Regions from separate parts of the Homo sapiens genome. Here region 2 is linked to region 1. A link is a loop called in an ENCODE intact Hi-C map of the cell type or tissue named here. Cell type or tissue: OCI-LY7. All regions are shown on one strand. Each heading gives the region's core, and the rest is flanking DNA. Links, peaks and the distances in the headings are about the cores only. Region 1 overlaps SHISA9 (shisa family member 9). Region 2 has its middle 470 kb from the start of ERCC4.

The links. Peaks named below come from ENCODE experiments on the same cell type or tissue, not always from the same donor. Only the 100,000 strongest peaks of a DNase experiment are listed, where the experiment ranks them.
Region 2: it touches region 1 in a loop (2.4-fold over the local background); 2 of 110 quality-filtered maps call a loop at or near these places.

What each region holds. Positions count from the first base shown.
Region 1 is chr16:13,162,358-13,178,076 of GRCh38, forward strand. The region is part of intron 2 of SHISA9 (shisa family member 9); the gene reads left to right. Among named protein-coding and RNA genes, the nearest start is that of SHISA9, 270 kb to the left of the region's middle. RefSeq lists an enhancer at 5,587-6,136. In OCI-LY7, for the core only: no CTCF peak of the experiment used is centred there; DNase peaks (open chromatin) are centred at 6,124 and 9,234.
Region 2 is chr16:13,438,040-13,453,758 of GRCh38, forward strand. It overlaps a transcript of SHISA9 not described here. Among named protein-coding and RNA genes, the nearest start is that of ERCC4, 470 kb to the right of the region's middle. RefSeq lists a silencer at 3,862-3,911 and an enhancer at 14,590-15,719. In OCI-LY7, for the core only: no CTCF peak of the experiment used is centred there; no DNase peak of the experiment used is centred there.

The DNA.
Region 1 (15,719 bases), core at 5,141-13,140:
AGGAGCCATTAAGGTACAAATTAAACAAGGCTTTCAGGTAATTCTTATAGGACTGTCAAGGAAAAACAGTTTGAGGCGTAGGGATGTTCTTTTTTACCTTGCATTAGCATCAATCACTGCGCTGAGCATACAGTACATCTTTAATACACGAGACTGATTGCTTGACTGATACTCCAAATTCCATTAAAACAGATTCGAAACTCATCCAAACTCTCCTCTCTGGTAGAACTGGGCTATGGCAAATGGAACGGGAAATAAGTAGCCCACCCCTTGGCCTTGACAGTGTGTTACACACAGGACTTTATTATAAGGCCATTTTACATAGTAGGTGCCTATTATCAAACAGGTGTATGGATATTGTCATAAGAGAAAGTGGGAATGAATCTTAGCAAAGTAGATGTCAGAACATTTGAAAAAGATTCTAATTGCTAGTGTTCTGGAAAGGAAAGCAAATTAAGTTAGTCATTTACATGAAAAAAAAAACCGATACAAGAAACAGAGGAAGGGGTTTTGAGCACATCTTATTTTATCACCTTGGAGCCGTTATCCTGTTCACCAAAGGTGGTTCTTCTTAGTCCTAATTCTTAAGCTAAATGTGTTATTTATAATGCTTTCTAAGTCAAAGAGAGAAAAAAATAATGAATGAAAGAAGGAAAGACAAGGAATTCTAAGTTAGTCTTTATCCTTCTCTTGTTCTGAAAGCCAGTGATTTTAAAGAACTTGGACAAAAACTGAGTGACCTTGGACAAGTCACTTAGCTTACCTGAGTCTCAGTTTCTTTGTCCGTGAAAGGATGCTAATAATGCTAAGCATTTAGGTTTACACTAAAAAAGAAATGAGAAAATGTATTTGAAAATACCTACCTAGAATAGGCCCAGGTTGGGGGACAAGATGAGACCCCAATGAGTCTCAAATGTCTTTTAAAAAAGAGTCTTCATTTGACCTTTGAAAAGTTATTTAACATCTCTAAGCCAACTTTATTCTACTTCCCAAAGTTGTCTTGGCTCTTACAGATCTTTTTAATTTCCATATGAATTTTAAAATTAGATGATCATTTCTACAAAAAAGTGTGCTTGAATTTTTACTGCGATTGCATTGAGTTTAATAAATCTGCTGTTATTTTTATCTCTGTTTCCACTGTATATAATGTGTCCTTTTTTCTCTGATTGTTTTTATTATTTTCTTGTTGGTTTTCAGCAATTTAATTAAGATTAATTTGGGAAAGAAATGATAGCTTAAAATACTGAATATTTAAAACCATGAACATGACATATTTCTACATTTATTTAGGTCTTTTAAAATTTCTCTCAGTAAAGTTTTTATAGTTTTTATTGTACAGGCCTTGCACATCTTTTGTGAGATTTATCCTTAAATATTTAATATTTTTGTTGCTATTGTAAATGGTATTTTGTTAAATTTCAATAGTCCATTACTATGTTATGCAAATACAACGGAGTTTGGTATGTTAACCTTGTGTCTTGCAACCTTGCTAAAATCACTTATTAGTTGTAATAGTTTTTTTTTAGATTCCAAAGAATTTTCAACAGAGATGATCTCATCTGCAAATAAACACAGTATTAATTTTCCTTTTCCAATATGGACTCTGATTCTTTTCTTTTTCTTGCTGTATTGTACTGGATAGAACCTCTAGTAAAATGTTGAATATAAATGGCAAAAGCAGATGTTCATTCTTGCTTTTTTCTTGACTTTGGGGGATACGTGTTGGATCTCCCACTATTAAGTATGGTGTTATCTATAATATTTTTCATAGATGTCCGTTATCAGTTTGAAGAATTTCTCCTCTATTCCTAGTTTGCTGAAAGTTTTTTTATTGGTGATACACATTGCATTTTATCACATGATTTTTATGCATCTATTGAAATGATCTTATGGCTGTTCTTGTTTAGACTGTTAATATTATGAATTACATGGATTGAAATTCAAGTGGTAAACCAACCTTGGATTAATTAGATTATCACCACTTAGTCATGGTGTGTTATTTTTATATATTGCTAAATTTAGTTTGCTATAATTTACTGAGAAATTTTTAACCTATGTTTTTGATGGACATTGGTCTGTAGTTTTCTTTTCCTTGTAATGTTTTTCTTTGTATCAGGGTAATGCTGGCTTTATGGAATGAGTTGCAAAATATTCCATCCTCATCAATGTTTTGGAAAAGGTTTTGTAAAATTAATATTATTTCTTCCTTAAATGTTTTTAGACTAGAAGCTGAGGTCATTCCTTTGAGATTTCCTAATGTGAGCATTTATGCTATAAATTAGCCTCTAGGTATTGCTATAACTGCATCTCACACATTTCGATATGTTACATTTTTCATTCTATTCAGTTCAAAATACATTTTTATTTCCCTCTTAATTTTTTAATTTTATTCATAGGTTATTTAGAAGTGAATTTTGACCACCAAATATTTGGGCATTTTCTGTTATTGGTTTCTAATTTAATTCCACAAGATTTCACAATAGAGTTTGGATGACATGAACCTTTTTAAAATGATTGAGATTTTATTCTATGGCTTACAATATGGTTCATCTGTGGATTTTTCTAGGTTGTATTATTTCTGATAAGAAATCTGCTACTATTCTCATCTCTGTTTCCTCTGTATATAATGCATCCTTTTTGCCTTTGATTGCTTTTATGATTTCTGGTTGGTTTTCAGCAATTTAGTTAAGGTATGCCTTGGTATAGTTTTCTCCATGTTTCTTGTGCTTGTGGTTTGTTAGCCTTCTTGGCTTTGTATTTGTAGAGTTTTCATAATATTTTGAGAATTTGTGGCCATTAATTGTTCCAATTTTTTTTATGCCTCCTCCTTTCTTCTCTCCCCTAGGAACACTGATTCTATGTATATTAAATCACGTGATGCATTCCACAGTTCAGTCATGCTCTTTTCATATTTTGCTGTCTGTTTTAATCTAAGTGTTTAATTTTAATTGATTTGTCATTGTGTTTTCCAGTTTACTAACATTTTCTCCTCCACTGTGTCATCTGCTTTTAATCCAATCCAGTATATTTCTTTTATCTTATATATAGTAGTTGCTATCATTAGAAGTTTGAATTTGCTTCAAATGAAGTAAAGGTAGTGATCTTAGACCTGGATTTATTTTAAGAAGAGTTATTTAATAAATAGTAGTATAGGTAGTGTTTGAATTTGGCAACAGCCATGGAAGTGACTGAGACTTAGGAAACTTCCTGTTACCTGTTCTCTGATACGTGGAGAAACTGAGGCTGAGATGGATGCAGATTCCTCAGACCATGAGCAAAGGTACTTTGTAATGTCTTTCCTCTCTGTCTTCAGTCAGCTCACAGTTCCACACACTCCAGCCTTTCCCACAACAGTCAGCAGGTTAGACACAGTATCACGTGCTGATCAGTGAGTAAAGTCCTTTCTGCTGTGTATTTATTAAGATTAATTTACTAGGGTGGTTGGGGGTTTATCGAGCACTTAAAAATGTTAATGGACACTGTTCCCAATAAATCATGTCAACAGATCTCTATAAAAACAGTGGGAAGCTTTTAAATTGAGCCTAAGAAGCAGTATTGACTTCACATGGTGGGCTCAGTATAACCTTTAAGAAAATGACAGGTATTATCAGCCCGAGTCTGGAGCCTGTAATTCGCCAGCTACTGAATTCTCCATGGGAAGCCATCCTCATAGTAATAGTTATTATTTGTTAATGCCTGCTGTTTGCAGGAGATTAGTCTTGGCATTTGATAGATGGTCTCTTTGATCTCATCAATGTCTGTTTTATTAACTTCCATTTCATGGATGAGATAATCAAGGTCCTGATAAATGAAGCCCAAGATTGTGGCTTTTCTCCAAGTACCTCTCTCTCAACTCTAGCAACGTCAGACTTCTAAGAGTTTCTACAATGATATGTTATCCTTTTCTGTTTCTGGGCTTTGGCTTCCATCGTTCCTTCTACCTGGAACATCCTTTCTCTTGCTTTTTTGCCTGCCTTTGCATCCCAGCCCTCTTGATAAAGCAGATCAGTTCATGTTACTCACCACTTAACTGTCTTAGAACATCCTCTTTGCTTTAGGATGAAGCGTGTGCTTCTTAGCATGGCCAAAAAGGCAAGATTGGAGAGACTTTTCCTAGCCACTTCTTCTAATAAAACCCATCTCTCTATTCCCTCTGCACCCTCTCTCCCTTTTCCTGCTTTACTTTTCTCCATAGCCTCAGTCTTACCTGACACTATACATTTATCTACTGTGTTATCATTCTCCCCCGCTTGAATGTCACCACCATGAGGGCAGGCATTCTTGTCTGTTTTGTCTACGGTGTGCCCCTAATGCCTCCCCCAAATGCTGCAGAGAAGCTGTCAAAAGTGAAGGCAAAGGAAGAATCATGGGATGCGATAGTGGGAAGGTACTGGTGATCTTCACAAGGTGGTTGTGGGCAAAGAAGCCAGACCATGGTGGCAGAAGCAGGGAAGAAGAGGAGGCAGTAGGCAGAACACTCTATCAAGATGCTTTTTTCCTTAGCTAATGCATGCTGTGCTTAATACCTACGTGATGGGTCGATAGGTGCAGCAAACCACCATAACACACATTTACCTATGTCACAAACCTGCACATCCTGCACATGTACCCTGGAACTTCAAATTAAAAAAAAATTTTTTAAGATTTTTTTTCCTTTAGGAGAATTTTTTTTATTCTTACTTTACTCTACTTCTTCTCTCTCTCTCTCTTTTTTCTTTTTTTTTTTTTTTTTGAGACAGAGTTTCGCTCTTGTTGCCCAGGCTGGAGTGCAATGGGGCGATCTCAGCTCACTGCAACCTCCGCCTCCTGGGTTCAAGTGATTTTCCTGCTTCAGCCTCCTGAGTAGCTGGGATTACAGGCATGCACCGCCACACCTGGCTAATTTTGTATTTTTAGTAGAGATAGGGTTTCTCCATGTTGATCAGGTTGGTATTGAACTCCCGACCTCAGGTGATCCACCCACCTTGGCCTCCAAAAGTGCTGGGATCACAGGCGTGAGCCAGTGCACCCGGCCACTTTACTCCTCTTCTCAGCCACATTTGGCACAGTTCCCTGCTCCTTTCTTCTCCTTAGAACACTCGCCTCCCTTGACTTGTGCCTCTTACGTTTCTGGTAACTCCTTGACGTGGTCTGGATGTGTGTCCCCACCCAAATCTCATGTTCCATTATAATCCCCAGTATTGGAGGTGGGGCCTGGTGAGAGGTGATTGGATGATGGGGGCCATGCCTAATGATTTAGCACCACCTCTCCAAGTGCTGTTCTCCTGATAGTGTTCTCATGAGATCTGGTTGTTTAAAAGCATGTAGCACCTTCCCCCCTTCTCTCTCTTCCTCCTGCTCTGGCCAGGTAAAACATGCCTGCTTTCCCTTCGCCTTCCGCCATGATTGTTATTTTCCCGAGGCCTCCCCAGCCATTCTTCCTGTACAGCCTGTGGAACTGTGAACCAATAAAACCTCTTTTCTTTATAAATCACCCAGTCTCAGGTATTTCTTTATAGCAGAACTTAGTGTGAGAACAGCCTAATACAGTCCTTCTGTCTTAATTCTTGGATTTCCTGTGTTGTTCTATGTGTTTCAAGCAGGTCTTATTACTCTTTCCATGGCTGATAGTTTCTCATTATTCAGGTCTCAGCTCACCTGTCTGTAACAACCACATTTTCCAGCTTCTGTGCTTGATGCTTTGATGTCTTGGCACCTTGCTGACCCTGGAGGGACTGCTCCTCTCAGGATTAGCCAGTTCCTGGAGATAGTAAAGGACTTAACTTCAAGCGTGACTGTCTTATGCAAACTAACCAATCCAAAGCCCACACCCCCAACCACCTCCGTTATGGGCTGACTCAGGGTTGATTACCCATCTGTCCTAATCACCCCAGGGCCAGTGATTAAGATTTAGCTCAGTTAGACAAGACCAGGCTATGTAGCAGCGATGAATAAACCTGTAAGTCCAGTAGCTTAATTCCTTAAAACATTCTTACCTACACAAACTCTGCCACACATGGGCAGCCATCTCCATCTCATAGCAATGCCATCCAAACCTATGGCCTCCAACATTACCATATCAGTCACCTGGAAGCGGCTTACATCATTTCTACCCTTACTCCATTGGCCAACATATAATCACATGGTCCATGTCTACCAGCAAGGGAAGCTGGGAAATGTAGTCTTCTTAGGTGCCCCAGCTGTAGCAAACTGCAAAGCCTTGTCTCTCTACTACACCATGAAAGGGAGAAGGGAGCCTGTTCAGGAGGTTGTGAACTACTGCCTAGAGAAAGCTGGCCAGAAAGCAGTGAGAGCTTAGGAGCAGCTAGCGAGCTGGGATTTGCTCTGGATCTCATCAGCACCTAGTTTCTCGTATTCTGCATTCTCTAGCAGGCTAGGAGCCCAGGATGTGGACAGTGACATCGGAAGTGCATTATTCACGTTCCACTTGCACCATCTGCCAACTGTGTGGCCTTGGCCAAGTCACTTCACCTGTCTCAGCTCTTATTTGTTTACCTCTAAGAGTAGGCATCAATACCTGCCTCACAGAGCCGACATGAGAACTGGAGACAGATGACGCATGCATCGTGCCTGGCAGGAACACTTTGCTCAGTGAGTGATTGTCACCATGATCATTGTTTTTATCATCTTGATAATTATAGTGGAACCTATTGAGGCATGGACCTTAGCAAAGTGGGAGCAGCTTTTGCTTTTGGATTTCCAACTCTCTGTATACAATGACCCCTACGGAAGACCTCACACCTGTTTCAGAGAAGAGAATAATACCCGCCCCTGGGTTTGGCCATTTCCTTTGTCTTACAGTTGTCATGGGATCTTCACCCCTCCCAGCTCCATTGGAAGGTCAGTTGCAGTGCAGCCCTTTTCCGGGGTAATAAGTTTTTAATGTAGACGCAATTAGTGAATAAGCAGTTGATTAGTTCATTACGAAAATAGTGAAAACAACACCATTTGCGGTGGCAGAAGCTTCAGGAAGACAGATGCGTTCCCTTTTCATGTTATTGGCTGGGTCAGAATGCCAGGAAAGTTAACATATTTTACCATAATATTAAGCCCTTTTAACACTGAAAGGCCATTATGTTAGGAAAAAATCCCCCTCTGGGGTATTAATTAGAGAGATAGAGCTTTAAAAAAATCATAATCCCATTAAATTCCTCTCTTATAGCCATTTTCATAAAGAATCCTTAATGTGAATTGTGGATGAAAAACCACAACTCTGGCTAAAGAATTTATGAAAAACACTAGGCAGCTGATGTATCATTTTTAAGAGGAGGAAAACAAAACATTTTATCAGTTTCCTGGCTTTGGATTTCTTAAACAATTATGAACAGCCTAGACCAGAAGTCAGAGAGCAATGCCGTCTTTGTAGTATAGTCTTTAGCCTTCCCGAAAGCTAATGATGACATATGATTGCTATGGGTGGAAATGTATGCTCTGTGTCCCAGCTTCGGATCACTCTCTTCTCTTGGGGCTTTCCTGGGTTGCACTGGGTTTCTGGCTGGCATGGCAGTCTGGTTATGAATCCTTACATGCGTATTTAAAATAGGTATTTAAAATACATGTTCAGGCCGGGTGCGGTGGCTCATCCCTATAATCCCAGCACTTTGGGAGGCCGAGGCAAGTGGATCACCTGAGGTCAGGAGTTTGAGACCAGCATGGCCAACATGGCGAAACTCTTTCTCTACTAAAAATATAAAAATTAGCCAAGCGTGTTGGTGTATGCCTGTAATCCCAGCTATTCAAGAGGCTGAGGCAGGAGAATCGCTTGAACCTGGGAGGTGGAGGTTGCAGTGAGCTGAGATCGTGCCATTGCACTCCAGCCTGGGCAACAGAGTGAGACTCCATCTCAAAAAAAAAAAAAAAAAAGAAAAGAAAAGTAAAATATATGTTCATTTGTTCATTTATTTGTCCCTATGATAAGTATCTACTGAGCCACTCTGCATGCCATATGCTGTGTGAGTGCCTGAGATACAATGGTGAATGGAGTAGACAAGATCCCTGAACTCAGGGGCTTTGTGTTAGTCAATTTTGTGTTGCTATAAAGCAATACCCAAGACTGGGTAATTTATAAAGAGAATTGATTTGTGATGACAACACATGGATGCGTGGCAGGGAACAACACACACTGGGGCCTGCCAGGGGTGGTGTGGAGAGCATCAGGAAGAATAGCTAATGGACACTGGGCTTAATACCTAGGTGATGGTTGGTCTGTGCAGCAAAGTACCATGGCACACGTTTACCTATGTAACTAACCTGCACATCCTGCACATGTACCCCTGAATTTCAAATAAAAGTTTGTTTGTTTGTTTGTTTGTTTTTTGAGATGGAGTCTTGCTCTATTGCCCAGGCTGGAGTGCAATGGTGCCATCTCGGCTCACTGCAACCTCCACCTCCTGAGTTCAAGCCATTTTCCTGCCTCAGCCTCCTGAGTAGCTGGGATTACAGATGTGTGCCACCACGCCCAGCTAGTTTTTGTATTTTTAGTACAGATGGGGTTTCACCATGTTGGGCAGGCTGGTCTCCAACTCCTGACCTCAGGTCATCCACCCGCCTTGGCCTCCCAAAGTGCTGGGATTACAGGCGTCAACCACCGCGCTGGGCCTAAAATAAAAGTTGAAGGAAAAAATAAAAAAAGAAAAAGAAAAGAGATTTATTTGATTCACCCTTCTGCAGGCTGTACAAGAAGCATGGTGCTGGCATCTGCTTCTGGTGAGGGCCTCAGGAAGTTTCCAATCACGGCCAAAATTGAAGGGGAAGCAGGCGTGTCACATGGCAAGAGAGCCAACAAGAGAGAGACAGCAAAGATCCCAGACTCTTTTTAACAACCAGATCTCTTGTGAACTCATTAAGGTGGTGGAGAGGGTACCAAGCCATTCATGAGGGATCCACCCCCATGACCCAAACACCTCCCACCAGGCCCCACCCCCAACACTGGGGATCACATTTCAACATGAGATTTGGGGCAGGGGAGAAAACATCCAAACCATATCAGGCTTCTAGTTCATGGAAAGCTACACATTAATCAACAAATCACAGAGACTGGCGTGAAGTTGCAAATGGGGTAGATGTCATGGAGGAGGGACTTGTGCAGTGCTGGGAGAGTGAATGACAGGCCATTGATACAGCAGGGGGCGGGGGTGGGGGCGGGAGTCAAGGAAGCCCTTTCTTGAAGCTGACATGAAGGAAGGCAGGGGTGTGCTGATGAATGGGGGTGCTTCCAGCAGAGGAAATAGTACTTGCCAGGGTTCTGCCCTGGGAGAGAAAGAACAAAGAGCATTTGGGGAAATGAAAGGAGACCAGGTGGCTAAAAGTTTAGCAAAGAGCAAAAAAGTGGGGAGTGACATGGCACGAGGCTGGAGGGGTGGATGGGGGCTGTGTGGGCCGGGTAAGGACTGTCATCTTTATCCTGAGAGAATGGTAACCACTGGAGCAACGTAGGTGACATGATCATGTTTGCATATATGTGTTGACATTCGTATGCATATGATAAAATTGCAACATTGTGTGATGCTGAGTGAATAGCTTTCTCTCTCGGATTCTCTCCTCATTTGTTAAATGATACTAATAACAGGACTTACTTCTAGTTTTACAGTAGCTATTATATGAAATAACCCAAATGAAAATGCTTATCCCTAGTGTTTGGTATGCTGGATGTATACAAGGCAATTTTCTTCCTTCCTTCCCACTTTCTCTCCTTCCCTTCCTTTCCCCCCTTTCCCTCCTTCCCTCCTCTCTTCTGCCTTTATAAAATGAGCTAACTGAATATATCTTGCTTCTTTTAACTTTAGGACTCAGGGCTGTTTTCTTTTTCAATAGGTACTCTTCTTTGTTTATTGCTTTTATTAAATCAGTTGGTTATCAAATCAGTCAATCAGTGAGTATTAAATGGGCACTAACTTTATGCTTGGTTTTGCAGAGACACTTAAGATGCCTAGGGGATTGGAAGGCTTCCTAGTTATAACACCTGCACATCTTTGTAGTCCAAAGTGCACAAGAAGTCCTTAATTAAACAGGTGGCTTTAGGAATAGATACTAAATAAAGCCAGGTAACTGGCTGGTTGTTCATCCTCAAGGGAATTAGTAACTGAGTCATTAGTCGTAGCATATAATCAACGTGTGCATGAAGCCTCTTTAAATATGTGCAACCATCTTGACTTTGGTCTTGACTATTTCCTCTCTGTGTCACCATCTAGGGCTCCTCAGTTTCTTTTTTGTGTGTGTGAAATAACAATGAAAACACCATTTCACCATCACCTTCGTGCTGGCAAGAAGAGCCGTCGTTGAGTCTTCCAGCAACAATGTCAGCCTGGTTTCGCGTCTGTTTAGGCCCATGAGAGAGTACCAAGAACAATCATATGACTTAATTACAATTCACTTATCTTGATGATTTTTTTTTTTTTTTTTTTGGTAAATAATCTTGATGTAAATTCCTAGTGGGCCACGAGAGAGGAGGCGGGATTGTAATGAACTGGTGATGAAGTGGAAATATTTTGAAACGCCGAATAATGTATTTTGCTTGTCACCTAATTACTTTTCTTCTGCCTAATAGCACATTTCATAATATCTTACTTCCCGATCTGTTCAACTGGCAATAAAAATTCTTTTTTGTGATTGCCGTGTGCTCCCAAGTAAAGACCAGTGCATTAGGAGCTCAACATATAATGATGCTTTAATGACCCCGATAATGTCCCTTTTATCAAATGGAAAAAGGAGTTTGTTTCATTGAAAATACATTTTCTTCTCTGTATGAATATTATTTGAAAAGGAATTGTTTATCAGTCAGAAGAGATGCACGTGCGCACACACACACACACACACACACACATTCATTCTCACTCATTTACCAATCCAGAAACAAAGAGTTTTTAGGTTTTGATTAACACCTTAGCGTTAACAATGCAATATAAACACACAGAAATGCTGAAGGTATCCCAGAAGAACAAAACTCTTATATGCTTTGATATATATATATCCTATATATTTCAGACACTACAATGTGGAAATGGCATGTATGTGTGCATGTACACACACACACACACACACACACACACACACATTTTCCTAATTGTAGATTAGATTGGTTGCATGTTTACCATGTTCCAGGACCTGTGCTGATAATAGGAGTGTAAAGAACAAGAGGACACTGTTTCTGCCCGCGTGGACCTAACAATCTAGATCAGCAGTTCTTAACTGGGGGCAATTTTGCTCCCCACCCCTATTTGGGGATATTTAACAATGCCTAGAGACATTTTTGGTTGTCACAACTTGCAGGAGGCAGTGGGCAGGGATGTGCTAAGCTCCTGAAATGCACAGGACAGTCCCTTATCACCCACCCAAGCCAAGAGTGAGTTTTCCCAAGATGTCAATTGTGCCGAGATTTGGAAACCGAGGTCTAATGGAGAAGACAAATGAAAAACCCGGCAATTACAACAGAGTCAGGTCAATGTATTCTAAGCCAGAGGAAGTTCACAGGGCTGTTAGAGGAGAGTGGTTGAGCATCTCACCCAGCTTGGAGGTTCAGGGAGGGCTTCCTGGAGGAGATGATGGCTGATTGGAGTGACAAACTAGAAGAAGAAATGGGGAAAAGGTGTTCTGGGAAACTTAATGCTGACTGAGGAGTCGGAGTCCTGGCAGATTCCACAGTCTGGGACGTGCTGGGGCCTTAAAAAGTCATATCACCTCTCTAGGCCTCAGTTTCCCATCCCCACCCTTCATTCTCAATAAAATGAGCGGCTGGACTGGTTGATCTCCAAGGTCTTTACTAACTTGATATTTATTATCCTACACCTCTGGCTTGTATAAACTTGTAAAATATAGCATTTGTTTTTTGTTGTTTTGGTTTGTTTTCTGGGTTTTAATTTTCATTATGGGGCCTTCTCATGCAACCATTTCCAGCCTCCTGTTTGTTTACCCAACAAAAACATGACTCTCCTCTGGTCCTGCCTTATGCTGGGCTCTGGGAACCCAGATATTCCTCCTCCTCATGTACCTTGCAGTCTGGCCCCAGATCAGTTCACAGAAGCTCCCTTTCATCACTGTCAGAGTCCTTGACTGTCTCTTGGGAGTTAAGGAGCTGTAAGCCCATTGGTGCCTATACCTCTTCCTTAAGACCATGTTGGTCCTCAGAGAGATAGCGATGGCCTGAATTAAGGCAGGCAAACTGGAGACAGAACTGGGGGCAGGGATGAAGGCTAAGAAATTTGAGAAATATTTATGAGAAAGAATCTCCAGGACTGGACCCCTTACTGGGGATGGAGGGATGAGGTGATGGAGAAGCCCAGGAGGGGTTTGGACTTGAGAGGGTGAGTAGCAATGCCCTCCTCTCACATGGGGTGAGGTGCAGAGGGAAGACGCTGGTTTTGTAGGAAGATGAAATGATCTCTCTCTTGCTTCCTGGTAAGGGGACCAGGGAGGCCTGTGGGAGTGTGAGAGGTCCAAAGGAGCCAAGCTGATTCCTTTATAATCTCTGGATCCAAGGCAGCTCTGAGATAGAAAAAGAAAGACTCCTTATGTGGGGAAAGGGTCCCTTATATTCCAGGTACTTCCTGAGCTTCCATAAAAGACTTAGGCAAAGATATGAGAGAAATTTATGACTGGGTCCTCGTCCTCAGCACAGGACACAAAAAGAGGCTTGCATTTAGCATGAAATAATCTCAGCTTCAGTCCCAGAGCTGCCTATCGGATGCTAGCTCTTGGCTTCACTTTCCGTCTTTTAAAAAAGGTCTGGGATGGACGTGGTAGCTGGCTCATGCCTGTAGTCTCAGCACTTTGGAAGACCAAGGCAGGAGGATTGCTTGAGCCCAGGAATTAGAGACCAGCTTGGGAAACACAGTGAGACCCCGTCTCTCCAAAAAAAAAAGAAAGAAAAAAAAAGAAAAGAAAAAATTAGCTGGGCATGGTGGCACATGCCTGTGGTCCCAGCTACTCTGGAGGCTGAGGTGGGAGGATCGCTCAAGTCCAGGAGTTCGAGGCTGCAGTGAGCCATGGGCAACAGAATGAGACTCCCTCTCCAAAATAAATACATACAAATAAAATAAAACAAAAATAAAAAGATTTGATTTTTTCCCTATGTTCCAGAGATGCTATAAGGAGTAAATGAGAGAATGGATGACAAAAGTTATTTGCAGGCTGGGAAGTTGTGTGATTTGAGTGAGACACGCCCAGGTGAGGGTTCTGAGATGGGTACAGATTCAGTCTCGTGCCCACAGCTGGCCAGGAAGAAGGTGAAGGTTACTGTGACTTGTAAGAGAGGCAGGGCTGATTGAAAGTTATTTTTCAACTGGTCTTAAAGGAACTTGGAATATTAGCTCCAGTATTTCTCTGCATGGGCACGGTGAGCACATTGGGTGGGATGAATCCCTGTGGGACACCACACATTGCAGGACATTTTAGCAAACCTGGTGCCCAATGCTAGTAGCCTCCCCTGCATCACTTTGATAATAAAATATGCCCCCCCACACTTTCACGTGCTTCCAAGGGTGGGTGGGGGCTTTCCTTAGAACGTCACATGTGAGGAGACCAAGCAAGAGAGAGAAACTAGTTAGGTACAAATCCAGAGGGCTATTGAGTTGGCAGAACTGAGATTTGAACCGAGGTATGTTCTCACTCTCCCTCTGTCTCTTGCCAAATCAAATCTCTAAAGTTACATTTAAATGTAACTTTAAGTAGGCATAGCATTTTTTTCCTACTAAAGTTACATTTAAATGTAACTTTAAATATCTTTTTTATAACTTAGCTTAATTTCCGTGTTTTTTTAATAAAAACCTGCCTAATGTTAAAAACCTCTATTAGTTGATTACAATTTCTTTACTCAGTTTATTCTACCTTTATCCTTGTCCCTAAGACTGTATCTAGATTTGGAGGGGGCTTATATAGCCAGGCATATTTTGGGGGGTCTAGGTATGGCCTTTGATCATTATGTGCCTACAGTCAGTTCTGCTAACCAGTTTGGTTTTTGACTGACACGAGTCATCTGTCCTGGACACCTGCAGAGGTGCCCATTTTAATCTCTTTGGTCTCTGATCACACAGGTCACACCACGCCTACTTCTCTACCTCCTCGTCCTGACCCCAAAGTCTTTCCAGGTCTCACAGTCCACTCTCTTTAGAACCTGGATCTTAACCAATGCCTGATGCCACCACTCTTGTGTTTGATGGTTTTATGCCCTTCAGGGCCAAGTGCCACTCACAGACACTGGGAAGTCCAGCCCAAAACAGCCAGACAGACCCAGGAACACGGACCCACAGTGGGAGTTCTGAATTCAGCCCAAGGCTTGGCCCCCTCCTGCTTACATAACTAGTGATGCCCATTCCATCTCTGAGCTGGCTTTTTGACTCACCACTGTTTTTTTTTTCCCCAAGAAGTAAAATGTAATTAATTGCAGGCTTATTGTTATATTATAACCTCACATGGGGGAGTGGGTGGTAGGGTGGGCCGAAGCTCAAGACAGATAATGGCCTTGTAGATCTGCAACCCTCAGATCACCCACACCTCTTCTCCCCTCTCTGTTCTTAATCTAATGTTGAGACAATAATGAAGCCATGATGCTGAGTCGCTGTTATTCATCTGAGTGGTTACTCGGAGGCTGGGGAGGACACATGACTCCAATTACAGACTGTCTCCCAGCTTTTGATCTTTGAGGGCTCAGAGCTGGGGATCCTCTGAATTTGCTGGCTGGGGAAAGCCTGATTCTCTCTGCATTTCATTTTCTCAGCTCAGCCCACCATCAGGAAAGATCTGTGATCCAAGGTGAAACTCTCAGAAGTGGTGGGGAATTTGAGGGTTATGAAAATCTGCACTTTGTTTGCACCAGGGACAGTGTACAGAACCCCCTCTCAGAGAACATATTAGCAGCTCACTTAATTGCTCTCTGATCTTTTTCCTCTCCTAGAGCCCAGATTCTTCATACCTTCTGGACCAGAAACAAAACCTAGCTCAGCAAATGCTCATCCATAGCAATACGAAGTTTGGAAGCTCAAAATCTTAGAATGGCTCTTTTGAGGTCTGATCCTGTTGTGCAGACTCCCCACAGAGACTATGGCTGCCCTGTGGCCATCTGCTCAATAACAAAGTATTGCCACTGTATACAAAAATGGGTGGGGGAAAAAAACATTCAGTTCTTCATAATATCCCACCTCATGTGAATTAGGCAAGACTAGTGCTCAATACTTCTACTTTTATTTTATTTTTTTTAAAAAGCGCAATTGAAAGCATATATCTACTCATACGATTTTCCCTAACTGATACCTGTCTTGCTTACTAGATTACTGGCTCCTGGAGGCAAGAACTAGGTTCACGGTGTTTTTGTTTGTTTGTTTGTTTGTTTGTTTTGTTGAGACAGAGTCTTACTCTGTCGCCCAGGCTAGAGTGCAATGGCGCAGTCTAGGCTCACTGCAACCTCTGCCTCCTGTGTTCAAGCGATTCTCCTGCCTCAGCCTCCCGAGTAGCTGACACTACAGGCAATCGCCACCATACCTGGCTAATTTTTGTATTTTTAGTACAGAAGGGGTTTCACCATGTTGTCCAGGCTGATCTGAAACCCCTGACCTCGTGATCCACCTGCCTTGGCCTCCCAAAGTGCTGGGATTACAAGCATGAGTCACTGCGCCCGGCCAGGTTCATGTTTTGTAACTGAGGTTGTTCCAGTCCCTGGAATGATGCTTTGCACATAGAGATATTTCAAAAATATTATTGAGTGAACAAATGAACGAGTGAATAATCAC
Region 2 (15,719 bases), core at 3,222-11,221, 270 kb after region 1:
ATTTTTAGTAGAGATGAGGTTTCACCATGCTGGCCAGGCTGGTCTCGAACTCCTGACCTCAGGTAATCCACCCACCTCGGCCTCCCAAAGTGCTGGGATTACAGATGTGAGCCACCGCACCCGGCCTCAGCACTTTTTATACCATTTCAATAACTGTGAGAATATCTGCAAGGCATTCACCTTGTGTGACCCTTAGTTTGCTCATCTGGAAAGTGGCAATGAAATCATTTTCTTAAGATTCTGGGAGGTTTAGACGAGGTTAAGTATGCATTGGGCACATAGGAGGTGCTCAAACAGTATCAGTTCCCCAATACCCATCATTGTGGCGTTTGTATCACAGAGACCTAACAGCATCTACCTATTTTCTATCTCTAACAGTAGCTAGCACACTCTTACATATCTAGTAGTGCTTTGATAGCTATTTGAACAAATCTTAAATAATCATTTTATTTTGTACATAAGACATTAAGCTACAAAAATAAAGAAAAGGAGAGAGCATAGCTGACACTTTGGAGAGAAAATGTCCTTACAGAAATGTAACTGAAAAATTAGACATATCATTGTTATTCGGTATTTCTCAAAAATGTATGGGAGTTTGCTGTTGCAAATAGGGGGAAAATAATCATTTCATTATGACTACTGAAAAGTTTTGGCAAACTGTGAAGACTATGTAACCGCTGGAGAAGAACCAGAAGTAAGCAGTGAAAATTCATTAAAAGGTCAGAAAATAAAAGGCCTATGTGAAAAGGTTAAAAATAATTGGGATTAGTTAGCCCAGAAAGGAAAAGACTAAACGGCAACTTAATTACTGTCTTTATTCCTTTGCAAAATGAGGTCCGCTCCATCCCAGCTGTCTCTGATAATGAGAAAACTAGAAAAAGTGACCCTAAAAGAAAGCAAGGGAAACGTAGGTCATTCTTGGGACATTTTACGGGAGAGAGCAAACATTTAAAATCCCGCCATTTGTGAAAATATGGATGCCCCTAGAGGACATCATGCTAAGTGAAATCAACCAGACACAGGAAGACAAATAGTGCATGAGCTCACTTACAACTTAAAAAAAGTCTTAAAAAAGTCAAACTCATAGAAGCAGAGAGCTCACATAAGAGCAAGAGATGGACCCTATGTCTCCTCTTTTCCCCTAGACTGATATCAAAACAGTGAGTAGTTTCCAGGGGCCAGGGGGAGAAGGACGTGGGGAGATGTTGATCAAAGGGAACAAACTTTCAATTTTAAGATGATTATGTTCCCAGTCTCTAAGGTACAGCATGGTGGCTCTGTTGTATACTTAAAATTTGCTGGAAGAGTAGATCTTAAGTATTCTCACCAAACACACACACACACACATAACTATGGAATGAGATGGATGTGTTAATTAACTTGATTGTGGTAATCATTTCACAACATATACATGTATCAAATTGTTGGTTATTTACCTTAAATATATACAATTTTTGTTTGTCTATTGTACCCTAATACATCTGGAAGGAGGGAAGAGGTTACCTGAAGTGATTCTAGAATTGGATATTCAGGAAAGCCTGTCTTTCAGATGTAATGGCTTGGAAGGGGGACCTAGGGGTTGGTGGAAGAAACCAAAAATGGCACAAAAAAATGGCAGAAACTGAAGGCAGGAGACATGGCTTCTGGTGACCCTTCAAGTTCTCAAATCTTTAATACCTTGAATGTGAGCCTTGGCCTCCCCCTCATTAAATGTCTCCGCTGCTGCCAGCGTGTGAAAACCAATTACAAGGGCCTTCGTGAGAAATGAGGACTTGGTTCTGCCACAGAGCCATAGAGGGAAATAAAAGGTCAGCTCTCAAAAGCCCAGCTGGGAGTCAACTCTGCTTCTTCTGACCTCCAAACTTTCCATTAGAAGGGCAGTGATCTCAGCGATTTACCAGCATGGGCAGCTGGGCCTGTGATTAGATAAAATGCTGTTAAGGAACTGAGTTAATACTCAGGCAGCCGCGCCTCAAGAGGACGTGCGTTCTGGGAGGGTCAAAGCCTTCCTATACTCGTTGGTAAGTTTATCTCCTTAATGGAGGAGGGGAGGTCTGGTAAATTATCAGTCTTACTATCACGCAGTCAAATGCCCCCACAGAATCCATGAATTTGAAGGTGGTTTCTTAATGGTATGTGGGTGGGGGTGGAAGGTTCATTCTGAATACTTGGGGGCTCCCTTTCCTCAGAAGGAAGCCTCTCCCATTTGTATACCCTCTAATTCCCAGTCTTCATCCATGGAACTCTAATCCCGTTAATGCCTTCTGTTTCTGCAATAGAGCCTCATCTGCTTTTCTCTTTGGCTTTAGGGAAGAGTTGTCAGTCATTTGATTCCATCTATTTGGTTTGCTGCTGTGTTGGGAATCAGGGATAGAGTTTAAGCTCGTTTATTGAAGGGGGAGAAGGAAAGAGAAAGCACCTTGCCATTGACTGGCTTTAAAACAGAGCAGAGACATCCAGATTTCAAAATGTCAAGACTGACGCCCCCTTTGCATGTCTCCTAGTTATTCTGTTAACAGAGTCTCTTCTGCTCTGAGCTTCTTTTCTAAATGTCTTTTCTATTAGCCTAAAACCTGTGTGTGCTTTGATTAAAAAAGGGACATTGGTGGCCGGGTGCGGCGGCTCACGACTATAATCCCAGCACTTTGGGAGGCCGAGGCGGGCGGATCACGAGGAAATCGAGACCATCCTGCCCAACATGGTGAAATCCCTTCTCTGCTAAAAATATAAAAATTAGCCAGGCGTGGTGGCGCGTGCCTGTAGTCCCAGCTACTCAGGAGGCTGAGGCAGGAGAGTCGTTTGAACCCGGGAGGCAGAGATTGCAGTGAGCTGAGATCGTGCCACTGCACTCCAGCCTGGTGACAGAGCAAGACTCTGGGAAAAAAAAAAGAAAAAAAAAAAGTCATTGATATATTCCAGATCCCGGGAGGGATAATCTGGGAGTCGAGAAAATTAATCCAACTCACATGGCAATAATGAGAGCAAGAGGTGGGGTCTGGGAAGGGAGTGGAGAGGACAGAGATAGCAGAGAAGAAATATATTTGATTTCACAGGGACCTGAGGAAAAATAAAAGCAGAAGATAAAAGCAGTTGAAGAAAAATACACGCAAACTGTGCTTAGAACTCCATTTCTGTCTGTTGGGAAAGAGGAAGCTGAATTGTAGAGAAGGAAACGTAAACAACAATATGGCATCCTTCTAAAATGAAAATGCTTAAACCTGCCAGGCTCAGAGGGACACAAAACTTTCCTCACTGTCAGGAGGTTCCTGGAGTCACCAAATCCCAAGAATGGAAATTTGTGCACCTACTTGGCAGACACACCTGAGAGCAAGAGTTTAACTTAAGCATACCTGAGAATGACCCTATCATCTAAGAATCTGTGTTTGGAGTTCTAAGTGAAGGAATCCAAGAGTGGCCAACCTAGAGATCCATTCCCTATCTATGAGGAACATCTAAATCCCCCAGCCTATCCCATGGAACACAGGCCATGCATGGAGATCAATGCCCTTTGTTTTGGGTTAAATGATGGTTGCTAGGTGTAGGTTGCTAAGGGGAGGGTGCTAAGTGAAAATGCTCTATAGACTGCATGTTTTCTATAAGTGATTGTGATTCCCCTGTCCAGTCTGCCCCCACTGGACTGCCCTGTATGTAAGTCTTCAATGAACCCTATGTCTCATTCACTGGCTCTGGGTCTCGTTAGCCTGTCAAACCTGGTGCCGTCCCTATTGAAGTCACCCCAGCTTAAAACTGGGATGACTTAAGCATGACAGCACCCCAGCCTCAGAGCTCTGGTTTCAGATGTGTTTTGACCTGAAACTATGTGTGGGGCCGTAGCCATATAATTCCCAACCCAAAGGGATGTGCTGAAAAGGTAACCCAAGATGACTCAAAACTTTCCCTTCCAAAAAATGCAGTTACCTCTACTCTGTATTTGCAAATGCAAACTCAGCTGCCTCCAGGGCCTGACAGATAATGAAAGTGATGGAGCTTCTTAGATCTGAAGAGTGCTTGCCTGTTGGCAAGAAGCAGCCAGTAGTTAGCCTCAATAGCTTCCAAGTGGGAGCACATTGCCAGATCTTCCAAGTCTCCAAGAAAGGGCAGAAATATAACTCTTCTGTTAGACCTCCTAGTTTTGTTGTTGATGTTTCTTTGCTTGTTTTGGTTTGGTAAAAGGATGAGAAACAAAATAAATCTTTTTCCAGCTGTAGAAATCTTTCTGGAAGAGACACAGAGACACCTGAATCTTGATGTGTCTGCAAATGTTAACAAGGAAACAATTTTTTTTTTGATATGGAGTCTCACTCTGTTGCCCAGGCTAGAGTGCAGTGGCGCGATCTTGTCTCACTGCAACCTCCACCTCCCAGGTACAGTGATTCTCCTGCCTCAGCCTCCCAAGTAGCTGGGATTACAGGTATGCACCACCACACTTGGCTAATTTTTGTATTATTATTAGAGACAGGGTTTCACCTTGTTGGCCAGGCTGGTCTCGAACTGACTTCAGGTGATCCGCCCACCTTGGCCTCCCAAAGTGCTGGGATTACAGACATGAGCCATCTCACCCAGCAAACAAATTCATTTAAAAAAATCCTGCAATAATATTGTACTTCAGATTTTCAAGATGTTACTGTTGGGGACTAGGTAAGGTGACTTATGCCTATAATCTCAGCATTTCAAGAGGCTGAGGCAGGAGGATCACTTGAGCCCCAGAGTCTGAGACCAACCTGGCCAACATAGTGAGACTTGGTCTCAACAAAAAAATAAAAATTTAAAAAAGGATGTTACTGTTGGATGGCTGGTGGAAGGGTGCATGGGAGTGTATACTAAGTTTGCAACTTCCAGTGAGTCCATACCTATTTCAACATTAATAGTTAAAAGAAAACAAGCTGCTCAAAACAAAATACTTTGCACACCAAATAAAAATAGGTTGGCAGCTGACTGTTTCCTACTCTCCTTTAGTTTGAGAGACTTCTTTCCTTCATCAGAGCCATAACTCACTGAGGGGCAAAAGCAGACCAGACTCACAAGACGGCCCATAAAAGGACTTTCCATTACACTTCTTTTATTTTGAGACAACATACTGTTTTTTCTGGGAAAGTTCACTGGACAAAAGTGGAAAACAATGTTTCAGGAATCCAACTGTACCAAATATAATGAACATCATCTGTGTTGAAGAGATTTTATTGAGGTTGATGGTTCAATGTGACTTGGGACCAGGGAAATGAAGAAATTCTAACTAATCTTCGGAGAACTTTTTCTAGGAGAGGAGGTTTGGGAGAGGATGTCATATAGACCAAATGAATTCATTTTAGAGTCAGTGCATCTGAGTTTGAATTCCAATTTGGCTTCTTACTGAAAGACTTTGGGAAATACTTGTCCATTTTATTATCTGTTATCTATAAAATGGGGATGGTACAATTTCCACTTCCCAGAGCTGAGATAAGATCTTAGGAAGTAATGCACCGTGCAAGCCCTGATAATCTTTAAAGTAGCAATCCAACATAAATGACAGTGATTGTTTTCGTTACTACGTGCTGGGACATACCCCTCTGATCAATTTTATGTCCTTGTAATCAATTCTGCATGTTCCCAAGCCCCTATGTTTTTATTTAGTTTATAGGGGCTCATTTTAAACAAGAAAATAAAACTTTCATTTATTGCCTTGTTCTGCGACTTCTATGACACACCTGGGAAAGATTAACATTAACAAAATGGCACGCATCATAAACCATCCACTAATCTAATGCCCCTTTATTATTCTTCTTAGGCCTCTCTTTATTCTTTTTTCTCCCCCTTGACATTATTTTCTGTCTCTTATGGGATCATCTGGACATCAATCTTGTTTAAACACAGTTTCCTTCTTGTACAAAGTAGAAGTCCAGCCTAGAAGTCCAGTAACTTACTTCCAAAGTACTTCTTGGCCTGGCAAGGCAATAATTGTCATGGAATAGCCATCTCCCAGGATCTGTGTTTTACAAAACCATCTTAGAAGGAAGCTCCTCACCCCTCCCCTTCACCAAGACTGGTTTGTTTCCTTTTCATTGCTGTTAAATATTAGAAAATATGGCTCACGCCTGTCATCCAAGCACTTTGGGAGGCCAAGGCTGGAGGATCTCTTGAGCCCAAGAGTTCAAGACCAGCCTGGGCAATATAGACAGACCCTGTCTTTACAAAAAATATGAAAATTAGCCAGGCGAGGTGGCACGCACCTATAGTCCCAGCTACTCAGGATGCTGAGGTGGGAGGATTGCTTGAGCCCAGAGGGTGGAAGTTGCAGTGAGCTGAGATCACACCACTGAACTCCAGTCTCAGTGACAGAGCAAGACTCTGTGAAAAGAAAGAGAGAAGAAGGAAAGAAGGAAGGAAGGGAGGGAGGGAGGGAGGAAGGAAGGAAGGAAGGAAGGGAGGAAACAAGGAAGGAAGGAAGGAAGGAAAGAAGGGAGGAAGGGGAAAGTCTTGCAGGTCTTTTGGAAATATTTTCATTTTTCCAGCACGTTCTATTGTCTGTGTCCTTTATGTTCTCCAACTTTATCTACTAGTCTTGATTGTCTCTCACTATGTGTGAGCAACACCAAACTGTTTGTAGAGAGCTGCTCAGAAGGTTGTGGGTCCTCATCTCTACACCTTTGCAACAGCTGCACCAGTGTTCTCCACCTGGTTAACCCTTGTGCATTCTTCAAGATTCAGTGCCACCATGTCTCCTCCAGAAAGACTCCCAGATCTGGAAAAAGATTTCTCTTTCTTCCCTCCCTCTTCCCTCCCTCTTCCCTCCATCTTCCCTTCCCTTCCCTTCCCTCCTCTTTTCTGCTCTTGCTCTGTCACCCAGGCTGGAGTGCAGTGGTGCAACCTCAGCTCACTGCAACCTCTGCCCCCCTGGGCTCAAGTGATTCTTGTGTCTCAGCCTCCCAGAGAGCTGGGACCATGGGCACACACCACCATGCCTAGCTATATATATATATATATATATATATATATATATATATATATATATATGTTGTATTTTTGATGGAGACAGGGGTCTTGTCTTGTTGCCCAGGCTGGTCTCGAACTCCTGAGCTCAAGCAGTCCACCCACCTCGGCCTCCCAAAGTGCTAGGATTACAGGTGTGAGCCACTGCACTCAGCCTGGAAAAGATTTCTTTTTCATCCTTTTGCATTTTAATTCTTGTTATGTGCTTGTCTCCCTCCTATTTATAAGTTTGTCAAGGCACCCACAGAGTCTTGTGGATCCTTCTTTGCATCTCCAGCACCTAACACAATCTCAGCACAAAGGAGGTTCTCAAGAGATGTTTGCTGAAAAACAGTTAAATTTGAATGAATTTAGATGTTAAGCTTTGTGGAGATAAAGGTTGTGTCCTTTTCTGTTCATTACTGAAGCCCAATTCCTATAATAGTCTTTGGAACCTAGTGGTCAATAAATATTTGCAGAAAGAACGAAGGAAGACACAAAGGAATGAGCATATATTGGCTTAAATATTAGTGATAGTGAAAAGAGGCTGTTATTCTTAGAGGTGAATTTGAAATTATTTTGTTCACTACCCTTTCCTTTGAAATGTTTGGTCTTAATTCATAGCGCTATGAGATTATTAGGTAAATTTGAAATTATTTTGTTCACTACCATTTCCTTTGATTGAAACTTTTGGTTTTAATTCACAGTGCTATGAGATTAATCTAGGGACAATATACTGAAGCAGTAGGTTAAACTCATGGGTTCTACTTGAAGCCAGACGACCTAGACTCAAATCCTGACTTTACCACTTACCAGTTATGTGACTTTGGGAGGTTGCTAAACCTCTCTGAGCCTCTGTTTTCTTACCTTTAAAATGGGGGCTAATAACATTACCTCCAAGACTAGTAAGAAGTTTTGCCCTCATTTGAGAGTCAAAGAGGCATTTAGAATATTGCCTAGTACTTTTTTTTTTCTTTGAGACAGAGTCTCACTCTGTTGCTAGGCCTGAGTACAGTGCTGCGATCTCAGCTCACCGCAGCCTCCGACTCCCTGGTTCAAGTGATTCTCCTGCCTCAGCCTCCCAAGTAGCTGGGACTACAGGTGCCCGCCACCATGCCCAGTTAGTTTTTTTGTGTGTTTTTAGTAGAGACGGAGTTTCCCCATGCTGGCCAGGATGGTCTCGGTCTCCTGACCTCGTGATCTGCCAGCCTCAGCCTCCCAAAGTGCTGGGATTACAGGTGTGAGCCACCGTGCCTGGCCGTGCCTAGCACATTTTAAGAGCTCATTGTATTATTATTATTTATATTAACTAGGAGCAGGTTTACTGTAACATTCAATATAATGAAAAACATTTACTGAGTCCCTAATATGCATTTGACACTGGGCTATGTCCTAGGGAGGCAAAGATGTTGGAACTAAAAATTCTTGCCCACAAGTCACTTGTAGTCTATAAGATAAAAAATTGAATTTGGTATTATGAGTTCAGTGAGGCCAATAAAGCAGGGTCAGCAGAGGGGGAAGTGAATTGCTTTCAATTGCTGCAGTGAGACCAATAAGATGTCTTAGAGAATGAGATTTTGAGCTGGGGGTTAGAAGGATTAATAGGAGTTAAGCAAGAGAGCATATGTATGGCAAGGCAACTTGTTGAGACTGTGTGTGTATGTGTGTGTGTGTTTCTGGTTGTGGGAGAATCAGAAAGGATAAGATCCATGCTGGGCGCGGTGGCTTACTCCTATAATCTCAGCACTTTGGGAGGCCGAGGCGGGTGGATCACTTGAGACCAGGAGTTTGAGACCAGCCTGGCCAACATGATGAAACCCTGTCTCTACTAAAATATACAAAAAAATTAGCCAGGCACGCTGACACATGCCTGTAGTCCCAGCTGCTTGGGAGGCTGAGGAACGAGAATCGCTTGAACCTGGGAGGTGAAGGTTGTGGTGAACCGAGATCTTGCCACTGCACTCCAGCCTGAGTAACAGAGCGAAACTCCATCTCAAAAAAGAAAAAAAAAAAAGTGAAAGGGACAGGGTAAAACTATGTGTGGGGCTGTAAAAAAAAAAAGAGAGAGAGAGAAAGAAAGAATAAAATCCATCTGTATTTTGTTTTCTATATTTTCTCTCCACCCCTGCTTAAAGATGGCATCTTGGCACATGTGAGCCTTTGGCTTGAGAATGTTCACCCAGAAGCTGAAGACACCACCCTGTCCCTTTCACATTTTCATTCTGAAAAATCCATTAAAGAGATTTTCTGAATTGTGTCAGGGAGCTGTTTTGAGTCCCAGTAGTCAGAAGCTGCAGGAACAACAGGGGGGTTCCTAAGTCTAGAAAGTGGTGGTTTGGGGTTCCCTATGGATTGCGGATTTGCGTTCTACACATTCATAGTGTTCCAAGGAGGTGGCAGGAACTCTGAGAGCAATAACTGATAGGTGGAAAGGCTGGTCACATGTTGGCCCATCTCTGGCTGCACAGTGTGGCTGAAAGGTGGAGCAGCTTACCCAGCAATGCGGGGCAGACAGGGACAGACAGAGCACCTGCTAGACCCACTACAGATGCTGCACATGTGGGCAGATCCAAGCTACCAGGAGTGTCCAGCACCCAGGCATTTGCCTTTTTAGTCTCAGTCTAATCTCCATGGAAGTTGGAATCATTTTCTTTGGGAGATAGACATGCATTATAATCAGCAAATCATGGAATAAACACAGAGGAACCAAGAATGGCCAGGCTAATGAGACTCGGAGACCATCAACTCGCCAGCTGCATACTGCATACACACAAAAAACTCTTTTTTTTCTATCCCACATGTTGAAAGATCGTCACAGAAATGTGATTACTGTAGTGGGTAAACATCACAGCACCTAATAAGGTCTTCTGAAAAAAATGCATTTGCAACAAAAATTATTGCATGCCCTTCATTTGAACGCATGATGGACTTGAGAAAAGACATACAAAAGTCATTAGGTGAGGGTGACGATCATGTGCTCCAAAGTCACTTAGAGAGAAACCTGAAAAGGAAAACCATTTCAACAAACACAGGCCCAGGGTGTCTATCGTTAGTCACAGAAGCATTACTTCCAGGGTGGGTTTAGAAATCACCTGTCCACATGAACCTCTTGCTGCCAGACACATACACCATCGGACTTACTGCTTTGAGCCTTTTGAAAGTCTGCCAGAGGTGAGTTTTCCCACTCATTTGGAGAAAAATTTTCATTGGAGTGCTTTCCCTGGAAGTAGGTTTGGAGGTGTCCTATAGAGAGCATGCACATGTACCCTGGTCTTTTATTCCAGTGCAAAAGGCCAGATTTCCTGGTGATGGGAGGGTAATTTTAAATAGTGGAACACGCCTTCAAAGGCCATTATCGAGTCTGACCTAAGCACTAGGTTGGCCCTGATCATTATGCCTCTTAGCTGTGCCCTACGCTATAATAATCCATTCTCATGCTGCCCCAATCATCACAAAGACACCCTCTCAAGCTGCACAAGTCACAGACTGGGTCTGTCAACTTCTTCCTGATGCCCAGAATGAGATAAGAGGTGAACGGACCGTACTCTTCTGCAGACAGTTATATAACAGGAAGCCATCTGTGGCCCTGCCCCAAGGCAGAGCCTACATGTTCCTGATATGTCCTCCCTACTCATTTCTCATTGATGGCTCCAGATGTTGAACTATAGTGATTTCTGAGGTCGCCTATTCAGAATATCCAAACATTACAGAATATCACAGGAAAATAAGCCAGTATTATTCTTCAGAGTGAATACCAAACAGAACGTTTAGTTCAAGAGCTTTTCTAAACTTTCCTGGATAGTCTCAAATGTCAAATAAAAATTAGCACTCAATGCCAGTAAGTGTGTGGCTCCGTGGGTGCCCTTTGTGTATCCAGGTGATAAGAGTGTAAATCTATATATTTTGGAAAGCTGTTTGGCAATGGGTTTCAAGCATTTGAAGAATATGTAATTTTTTAGCCCAGTACTGTCACCCGTATTCTATTAAAATGGTCTGAAATTCAGACAGAGCTTTATGAAAAAGGTGGTCATTACTGTGAAACCTTGGAAACAAACTAAAATAGCCAACATTTAGGGAACCAGTAAGTCCTTTTAGCTGAATTCCTCAATGAAATATTTCAAGCCATGTGAAATGAAGTTTACAAAGAATTTGTCCTGGGAAAAATGCTAATGTCCTAATGATTCCCTTAAAAAATAGAGTATAAAATTAAATATACAATATAGTCTCAAGTTAAAATTTTAAAATGTACAACAAAGACAGCAAGAAATAGACCAAAATGTTCAAGGAATAGACCAAAATGTTCAGGCCATAAGATTATGAGTGATTTAACTTATTCTCTTCTATCTTTTTGTCATTGTCTAAATTTTCTATGACACTCACTTATTCTTTCTATACATTAGAAAAGTGTTACTTTAAAAATCTAATATTTGGGGATAAAAGTCAGAAGAGTAACTTCCTGGGGGTAAGGGGAAGCTATTGATTGGAAAGGAGCATGAGGGAACTTCCTGGAGTGATGGGAATACTCTATATCTTGATTTGAGTGGTGGCTAGATGGTTGTATACAGAGAGAATCCACTGGATTGTACCATCAATGTGTGTGTACTGCATTGTAGGTAAATTTTTCTTCAATTTTTAAAATACAGCATATTTGCCCTTCCATTCCTTTCATTATGTAAAGCCCCCACTTGCCTTTCTTCCATGATATTCACGGCAAACCCCATTTCCATATGGCTCCCATCACTCCTTTTAAAAGTTGCTTCTACCCATATGTCCCACCTTCACCATTATATTGTAGACATCTTCTGGGGAGAACCTCATTGTCTCTTTTCTACAAAGCTCTCCAAAGACAGGTCTGGGCGCTGTGGCTCATGCCTGTAATCCCAGCACTTTGTGAGGCTGAGGTGGGTGGATCACAAGGTCAGGAGATTGAGACCATCCTGGCTAACATGGTGAAACCCTGTCTCTACTAAAAATACAAAAAAAATAGCAGTGTGTGGTGGCACACACCTGTAGTCCCAGCTACTCGGGAGGCTGAGGCAGAAGAATCGCTTGAACCTGGGAGGTGGAGGTTGCAGTGAGCCAAGATCGCACCCCTGCACTCCAACCTGAGTGATAGAGGGAGACTCTGTGTAAAAAAAAATACACACAAAGCTCGCCAAAGGCAATTCCTACTTTTAGTCCATGTTCTACTACTTACTTGCTGAATGACCTCAGGTAATTAACTTTTCCTTTAGTTTTTTGCATCTTAAAACTTGAGGGTAGGGTTAAGAACACCTACCTCGTAGGGTTATATTGTGAAGATTGGGAATTACATATATAAAGTACTTCCCAACAAGGTCTAAGGCATGGTGAGCATCTGATAAGTCGAAGTGAATATTACTCTTAGCCAAACTGGTCTCCCATCTCCCACTGATCTATGCTAATCCCACTAATTCTTCAAAGCATAAGTAACTCCTCTAGAAGCCATTCATGGCCACTTCAACTTTCATGGGTCTCCTCATTTTTGTAGCCTAATTTAGCCCTTCATCACCCACTGCTGTGTAGAACTTGCTGCTATTTCATGGCAAATAAAAATGATATTTATTGATCACCTGCTATATGCAGACACAATTATAAACGATACACACTGTCTCCAACCATTTTACAACAGTCCTATGAAGTGGAATTATTATCTCCAATTTTACAAGACAGAAAACTGCAGACTCAGAGAAGGTCATGGAATTTGTCTAAGGTCACACAGCTGAATTTGAAGCCAGCTCTGTCTGAGCTCAAAATCTGTGTTGTTGTTTTGTTGTTGTTGTTGTTGTTGTTGTTTTCTTCTTTAACATGTGCTAGCGATCTGCCCTATTAGGCTTGAAAATTTCTTGAGGATCCGATATGGCGGCAGGAGGCATAGGAATCATGCATTCATTCATTTAACAAATACCCACGGAGAACTGTGACCGATGCTATCAGTGTCCCCTCTTTTTCCTCTTAGATCTTGGTACACATAACCCAGCTCCCAGTGGTATCATCCACAACTGTTCACCTAAAGACTTTCTCCGGCCACCAGAGCCTGCTCTGCCCCTGGACATGCCAGAGTGAACGTGATGGAGAATGCCTGCTTCCCGGGAACAGCCCTCAGTGATGGATGGGAATTTGTGTATAGCTGCCCCAGCCCTATCACTTCTCAGTGGTGGTACGTCTGAGGTGCGTGTTCCATGCTGGCTCTTGGAGTTCCCCGGGAGGATTATTCTCCAGCTGCCCCGTGGTAACTCACTGGATAACACACCCTTTATGGTCTGCCTTTCCTCACTGTCCTGCCTTCACCTCCCAAATCAACCACTTGCACTTGAATCCCTGACTCAGCGTCTGCTTTGGGAAGAAACCAAGCACAGATAAGCACACACATCTATCAGGTACCTATCTATGCAACCTGCTCCCTATTGGGAGAGACTAAGTCATAAATAAGCCAACAGCAAATAAAGACAATTATAGATCCTCAAATTCACCAGGAAAGATCCAAGATGCTGTGATAGAGAATAAGGTGGAGGGATTACTTTTAGATATAATGGGCAGACCTGGTGATCATGAAAAGTGGCCTTCAAACTGAAGATCGGAGGACCTGAAGAGCAAGGAGCCAACCACATAAAGGGCAAGAGAGAGAGAATTCTAGCAAGAGGAATCATGGAGGACAAAGATCCCCTAGTTGGGAAAATGCTTTGCACATTTATGCTCTCAAAGGAGGACAGCATAATGATAACAGAGTAACTGAGGAATGTAGAGACATAGGCATGTGACAGATCCTTGAGGACTGTGGACATGTCAAGAAGTTTGGAATCCTGGCAAGTCGCCGATGTGATTTAAAGGAGGTCTTTGCCCTGTGCATAACTTTGAGCCATGCATGGAAGTTACTGCTTTCATTCTTCTCAGGGCTTCGGATTCAAATTCATTCACCTGGCTTCAAGGAGAAGGGGAAGGGAGAAGGGGTACAGAGAGACTGCTTTTGCAAAGAAGTATGTCAGGAGATGCTGAAGGGACCCTTTGTTTCATCAAGTTAGTTTTCCCTTTGATTCCCCAATACCTCTAATTCTGCATGTCACCAGGAAATAGGTGTGCTGCAGCTCGGTGACAGCCTTCTCCAGTGTCTATGGCAACCTGGGGCTGGGGCCATTTTTCCTTCAATGAATGGGCTGGCTTCCCGAAGACAAGTAAAGCCCAATTGTTATTCTCAACTGTTACAGAGGGAGGGTGCACAGGGGTAATAAAGAAACAACTGAATACTGCTAATGATATTGCATAAAATAACATGAATTAAGTAAATCATTTCTCTCCAGCTTAATTATAGATGCTTCAGGGTGAAAATGCAAGAAAGAGCCTCAAACTGAGGCTTTGCTTCTTATTCCAGCCATTATTTCCAGTGTTCTTTTTTTGTTGCCACGGTCCATATACCTTATTGTCTGACAACTCTGAAAAGAGCTGGCTTCCAGGTTTGTGAATTACAACCACTTGGCTGTGTTCCTGAGAGAAACAACAGAGCTAAACAAAGGTGGGTAGGTGGAAGATGGAGCATTATTTGACAACAAAAGTCTCCCAACTTACAGATCGGATGGGTGTTAGTCTCTGCATCCTCTTCCTACTACTTTGGGCAAGGGTTATCTTTCCAAAGAAAAGCTGATCACATCATTCAATAGCATAATAATCTTCAGTGGCTTCTGGTAGACTGCAAGATAAAAACCTAAGCTATTTGGCTCAACCTCTTCAACCTCAGCTCTCATGTTGCCTCTTTGTACTTACTCCACTGAGCTATTACTAGGTCTTCCAATACACCAAGCTGTCTGGGGCCTCTGATCTTCTGCTTGAGCTGGTTTGCCCTCTTCCCTCTTAAAGAATATACTCTCATCTTCTAAAGGTTGGCTCAAGAATCCCTCACATTGTATAGCTTTTCTTTTCTTTTCTTTTTAAGACAGAGTCTCACTCTGTCACCCAGGCTGGAGTGCAGTGGCGCAATCTCAGCTCACTGCAACCTCCACCTCCTTGTTTCAAGCGATTCTCCTACCTCAGCCTCCCGAGTAGCTGGAACAATACGCACGTGCCACCATACCTGGCTAATTTTTGTATTTTGTATGTTTGTCAGGCTGGTCTCGAACTCCTGACCTTGTGATCTGCCTGCCTCAGCCTCCCAAAGTGCTGGGATTACAGGTGTGAGCCACCGCGCCCAGCCTTGTATAGCTTTTCTAGCATCCCCAGGGAAAACCGTTTGTTTTTGCCCTTGCAATATGGGGATATGTGTCCCAGGCTCCTTATTGCAAACTTTGGGATCGAGATACATTGATTGCATTCATGACCCCAATTAATGGCCTACCTTTATCCACACCTTTTGCCTGTAATTCTGTAACTCCCTGGCTTGGAAATGTGAGCTATTTTGTAAGATAAGACAATCACAAACTTCATACAAAAGCTTGCAAACCTGTGTGAGTTTTTTCTTGCCTTCTCAATGCAACTGGCTTTGCTCACTCTTGAATCCCTGCCATGGTCATGAGAACAAGCCTGGGCTAGCCTACTGGAGGATGACAGACACATGGAACAAAGCCAAATTGCCCCAGACCAGGCCATCCTAGACCAGCCAGCCCCCAGACAACCCTCCAGCTGCCTGAAGATGCAGGAACGAGCCCACCCGAATTGGCAGAACTATCCTGATAGTCCATAGACTAGTAAAACATAATAAATGGTTGTTGTTTTAAGCCACTACATTTTAAACTACTTTGTTTTATGCCCATTGTTAAATGATATAG